Regions from separate parts of the Homo sapiens genome. Here region 2 is linked to region 1. A link is a loop called in an ENCODE intact Hi-C map of the cell type or tissue named here. Cell type or tissue: dorsolateral prefrontal cortex. All regions are shown on one strand. Links, peaks and the distances in the headings refer to the core of each region. The heading gives the core; the rest is flanking DNA.

What was found. Peaks named below come from ENCODE experiments on the same cell type or tissue, not always from the same donor. Only the 100,000 strongest peaks of a DNase experiment are listed, where the experiment ranks them.
Region 2: a loop joins it to region 1, with 2.9 times the contacts of the local background. A loop is called at or near these places in 2 of 110 quality-filtered maps.

Annotation. Positions count from the first base shown.
Region 1 is chr2:165,013,945-165,016,750 of GRCh38, forward strand. No RefSeq gene overlaps it. Among named protein-coding and RNA genes, the nearest start is that of SLC38A11, 60 kb to the left of the region's middle. In dorsolateral prefrontal cortex, for the core only: a CTCF peak has its summit at 1,286 (motif pointing right); a DNase peak (open chromatin) is centred at 1,287; H3K27ac peaks cover 338 bases.
Region 2 is chr2:165,067,157-165,069,962 of GRCh38, forward strand. No RefSeq gene overlaps it. Among named protein-coding and RNA genes, the nearest start is that of SLC38A11, 110 kb to the left of the region's middle. RefSeq lists an enhancer at 2,683-2,806. In dorsolateral prefrontal cortex, for the core only: no CTCF peak of the experiment used is centred there; a DNase peak (open chromatin) is centred at 1,105; H3K4me3 peaks cover 909 bases; H3K27ac peaks cover 1,178 bases.

The DNA.
Region 1 (2,806 bases), core at 84-2,583:
TGATGTTCCCCTTCCTGTGTCCATGTGTTCTCACTGTTCAACTCCCACTTATGAGTGAGAACATGCAGTGTTTGGTTTTCTCTTCTTGTGTTAGTTTGCTGAGAATGATGGTTTTTTAAATAAATCAGAAAATTACTCTGTTCTGGTTTTTACTTTCACTTCCTCCACACAACTATGCCTGCTAAGGTCACCAATGCTGTCCAGATCAATAAGTCAGATGGTTCTATCCTGACTTGCCTGACCTTTGAATGGCTTTCAGTACAGTTTGCTACCCATTCTGTTTAGAAACTTTCTTCTTCTGACTTCTATAATACTATGTTCTCTTCATTTTCCTCATTCTTGAGTCCTAGTCATGCTTTTTTTCTTAATCAACCCTATTTTCCCCCAAATCCATCTTTATATAACCACTTTAGCTACCATCTCTTTAGCCATAGGTAACAAATTTGCATCTCCAGCCACATCACTGTGTTTCAGCTCTAGATATGCACATCCATTTGTTTAACCAATGAATATACAACATCTTATAGGACTTCACATGCAACATGCTCAAAACAACTGAGCTCATGATTTTTTTCCTCAAAGTTTCTTCCTCTCAACTATTTCAACCAACAAAACCACCACCTGCCTATTTTTTCATGTTAGAAACCTGGGCAATCACGGATCTTCCTCAACACTTTCCTTCTCTATTCCCCAATTTCCAATCAATCACAGAATGAAGCTGGGTTTGCTTCCTAAATATCTTAAAACTGGATCTTAAACTCATTTCTGCTGCTACCACCTTAGTCTAAAAAGACTTCCATTTCTCATTTGAGCTATTGCGATTGCTTCCTAATGCTTTGCTAACTAAACAGCCTCTCTTCCACCTACAATCCATGTTCTTCATGACAGCTGCACTGTTACCTTAAAAGACCATAACACCACCAGTAATTAAGATAACTTGGATATAATTTGATTTGTGACTAGTTGCTATTTCCCATCCTTTTCCCATTTCCAGATAGGAGTGAACTAAAGTTCTTATGCTTTGCTGGGAGATTGAGGGTAGGGGGGCAAAGAGGGGAAGGCAAGCCCCATTGAGGAAACTTCAGAAATTTCTGTCTTGGGAAATGGATGAGGAAGTTCTATTCCACCAGTGTTCTTCCAGTCCAATTTCCCTACATAGTACCAACAAAACAAGAGATCCCCAGTATTGCTACTATGATCTTGGAAATCCCAGCCACAGAGCCCAGAATCATCCCTACCAATCTACCAATATTTAACCTGGAATGAACAGTTGCCACTAGGTGGCGCCAGGCTGAAGCCAGCACGCAGACCCTGACTGGCAGGAATTTGGACAGCTCTTCTGGACTCCCATAACTCACAACCTGTTGTTCTTGTAGGCTCATCCAGGTCACTTAGTTAACCTCACCATAACCAAACACTACATTTAATGGTAGTGAAAAATTCTGGACTACACCTACTGTGTTCGGAAAGAATTTTACTGTATTTTATAAACTCAAATCAGAATGTGTCACTTCCCTGTTAAAACTCTTCCATGGCTTTCTTTGCTGTTAGGATAAAATCTCATCACTTGGACCCTAAGACATAATTTTAACCTTGAATACTTATGGAAACAGGCAGTTTGCATGAACGAATGATCCACCTGCTCATAAAACTATAGAATATGATGAGGCCTGTGGTATATGTATTTCCTGTTACAAGACATTCAAATTCAATTAAGAATGAAACAGAACAAATTATAAATATTTTAACAAGGGAAAGAAAAACTTTGTCTAGCACTCCACTCTGGCCAATTCTTTATGCTCCCTGCCCATATGGCAGTTTTATGATAATGTCAAGTTCCTTCTTACCTCAGCATTTTAGAACAGACCATTCCCTCTGCCTGGAATGCTTTCCTCTTCCTTTTTATTAGTTACCAATTTCTTGTCTTATAGACATTGGTCTAAAATCACTTCATCATGGAAGCCTATCCTTTTTGTACTCTTGCCCTGAATTAGATTCCATTTCGCTGTTATAGCACACTTACCCTCTTAGCCTTTGTTCAAAGTTATGATTACTTATGAAATATCTCTCTGTTCCTTTGCATTCATCCATCAAGTCACACATGCTGTAAATCTGTATTAAGCCTCTACTTTTCCAGGAACCTCCAATGTATTGTAAATTCATGGCAAGGTTCCCAGCATTGACTAGCTGGAAAGTGAATATGGAGGAAAGAGAAAAAAAGATTAGAAAATAACTTTTGAGTGGTAAGCCTGGAAAAATGATGAGACTATAGAGAATATAGGAAAATCAGGATGGAAGCAGGTTTCAGGACAGAAGGAAATATCTTTTTATTTTCAAATTGTGAGGAGACATTCAAAGTTTGTTGAATGTATAAGAGGCTGAGAAGCCATTTGCAAATTGTCTATAGAAGTGTGAGTATGAAGCTGTGAGACTACTTAGTGACTACAATCTCGAAGGCATGGAAAAGAATTTTTTAAAAAAGAAAGGATTGGCATATTTGAAGGGCAGTCTGGAAAAGTTAGCTCAAAAATGGAAATTTTCTTCTATATTTTGTATGAAATACAAGTTGGTTTTTTAAGCTTACTTTTAAAGGAAGTAGGTATATTTAGCTTCAGTAAACAAGGAAGGTTAGATGAAGTCCCTGATGTGCATCATTCCACTAGCAAGAGAATGGTGTAACACTTCTAAGGTGAAAAAAATGTAGCAAGGTTTAGTTCTTGGCTGAGCAATATTGTTCTGTAATTGTACAAGTTGGAGACTTAATTAGCCAATTAAATCCTGCTTCTCCATCCTTCCTCTTTCTAAA
Region 2 (2,806 bases), core at 149-2,648, 53 kb after region 1:
TATTTATCCATCATCTATTTTTTAAAAAAACATTGGTAACTTTAGTGTTGTATATAGTTTATGTTTACTGAATGAAATTCAAATGGCATTTTTGTATAAGGACTTAAAAATATATCCTTGAGTGTGATTATGTTAATTTTCTTTTGGAATTTTTTAAGGGTGGTAGCCCACAGTAATTAAATAATAAAAGGAGTTTAGATGCAAATTTACTATTTGATTAATTATACAAACCTTTTGCATTTACATACTCCTTTTCTTGTTTTCATTCTCTGCTGAAGGATACAAGATGTCAACATAAATCGAAGATGTCACCACAGATTTTCTAGACAAAGTAGCTGTGCTTTGAATTTAATAAGACTACACAATAAAGGAAGAAATATTATTTATACTCATCCAGACAAAATATTATATATAGAATAGTGTTAAATATATCTGGCTCGCATTTTCACTTTTAATTACTTTCCAAATTCTAATTGAATTAATTTGTTCTCTTTTATACTATAAATGGGGCATATTTATAAATAGGAAATGTTCTCTGTAAGCACCAATAGATTACCTATTTCTATTTGTGTTTGTCTTAGTCATTCTTAATTTTAAGAAATCTGATAGCTGGGTCTTATCTTTCTGTACACATTACTGGCATTTAATGACTGAAAGATTCCAGTAACTACAGTACATAACTACCTTAAGGAATTCAACAAGCATTCTTGTAATAATGTTGTTTATTCTTATTACTAATATTTGTTATATCAAAAGATTGAATTATATTGGAGGAGTAGTAGCTTTGCTTTTATTGGCTCTTGAAAGAAATAAATGGCTTTTCTGTAAACAGCTATTTGATCCACTTAAATGTTAGCTAAGTACATCGGTGACTGAAGAGTTTCCTTATTGTCTCCAATAACATTATGTTGGGGTTTGTGTGTGGCGGAGAGCGTGCATGGGGCTGTTTGTATTTTTACATTTTCTCTTTTTCAGTGCACTAGGTCATTGCTTGGTGTCCACTGCCTGCAGCAGAAGGGCTCACCATTGTGTTTCGGTGCTCGCTCCCAACCAGCCCTGCTGTTTCGGCTCCAAGCAGAGAGGAGGAGGCCCTGCCTGTCTCCATGACAACCGTGTGTCCTCCGGGAAGCTGCTCAGAGCTAAAAACCTTCTGAGAGGCGGGGGAGGGGCCGTTTCTGAGCAAAATCTCACCTCGTTTCTCCTCTTTCCAGCGCAATTTGCTAAATTGTGTCTCTTTTATTATGTTTTTATTTAAGACTGTTACTCAAAAGCCACACACCCCAAACCTTATTTCATGAACACAAAAGCCACATCACAAGGATTTTTCTAGCATCTGGCACATAATTTCACACACCCCTCCCCCCTTTGTGTTAACTTTAACTTTGTCTCTAGTTCTCCAGTTCCTTGGAAAGATTTAAATATTAATGAACATTCAAAAGCCAAACACTCCCTTAGCCTGGCAATATTGTTAGCATACATTATAAATATTTGAAAGGAAACAGTTTTTCCTTTGCTTTTTGCTTAAACAAATTTACAAGCATAGTTTAAAATTGTAGCATTAAAAATATTTTACCATTAGACAACATTAGATGTATGTCATATATATTATTAAAAAATTAAATTTACCAAGTTAATTCACTAGGGGGTGAGCAATTGATTTATAATTGTCACAAATTCTTAACAATATTTCACACATATACATACTTTTGAAAAATAATCTCTGCTCCTATAGCCACCCAATGGGTTCATTTTGCTTGCTGCAGAGAGAAAGCTGAGTTTTCCAGACAGGGGAATAGCAATAGAGAAAGGGTTTACTGCAAGTCGAGCTGGCTAAATGGGAGGCAGGAGTTTTATTATTACTCAAATCAGTTTCCCCTACAATTCTGAGGGTAGGGTTTTTTAAGGATAGTTTGGCAGGCAGAGGCCAGGGAATGGGAGAGCTCATTGGTTGGGTCCGAGATGAAATCATAGAGAGTTTAAGCTGTCCTCTTGCACTGAGTGTGTTCCTGGGCAGGGGCCACAAGAACAGATGAACCAGTTTACCATTCTGGGTGGCATCAGCTGATCCACTGGAATGCAGGGTCTGAAAAATACCTCAAACCTCTTAGGTTTTACAATAGTGATGTTACCCCTAGGAGAAGTTGGGGAGGTTAGGAAGCTGATGGCCTCTGGTTGCATGACTCCCAAGCCATAATTTACAATCTTGTGGCTAATTTGTTAGTTTTACAAAGGCAGACTGGTCCCCAGGCAAGGAGGGGGCTTGTTTCCGGTAGCAGCTGTCATCATCTTTGTTTCAAAGTTAAACAGTAAATTCCTCCTAAAGTTAGTTCAGTCTAAGCCCAGGAATGAACAAAAGTAGCTTAGAGGTTAGATGGGAAATGGAAGCCAGGCACAGTGGCTCATGCCTGTAATCCCAGCACAGTGGCTCATGCCTGTAATCCCAGCACTTTGGGAGGCCGAGGTAGGTGGATAACCTGAGGTCAGGAATTCGAGGCCAGCCTGGCCAACATGGTGAAACCTCGTCTGTACTGAAAATACAAAAATTAGCCAGGTGTGATGGAGGGTGCCTGTAGTCCCAGCTACTCAGGAAGCTGAGGCCGGAGAATCGCTTGATCCCGGGAGGCGGAGTTTGCAGTGAGCTGAGATTGTGCCACTGTACTCTAGCCTGGGTGACAGAGCCAGATTTCGTCTCAGAGAAAAAAAAAAAAAAAAAAGCGAAATGGAGTTGGTTAGGTCAGATTTTTTTCACTGTCATTGTCATAATTTTTGCAAAGGTGGTTTCACTCCCAGAAAATACGTATTTTTT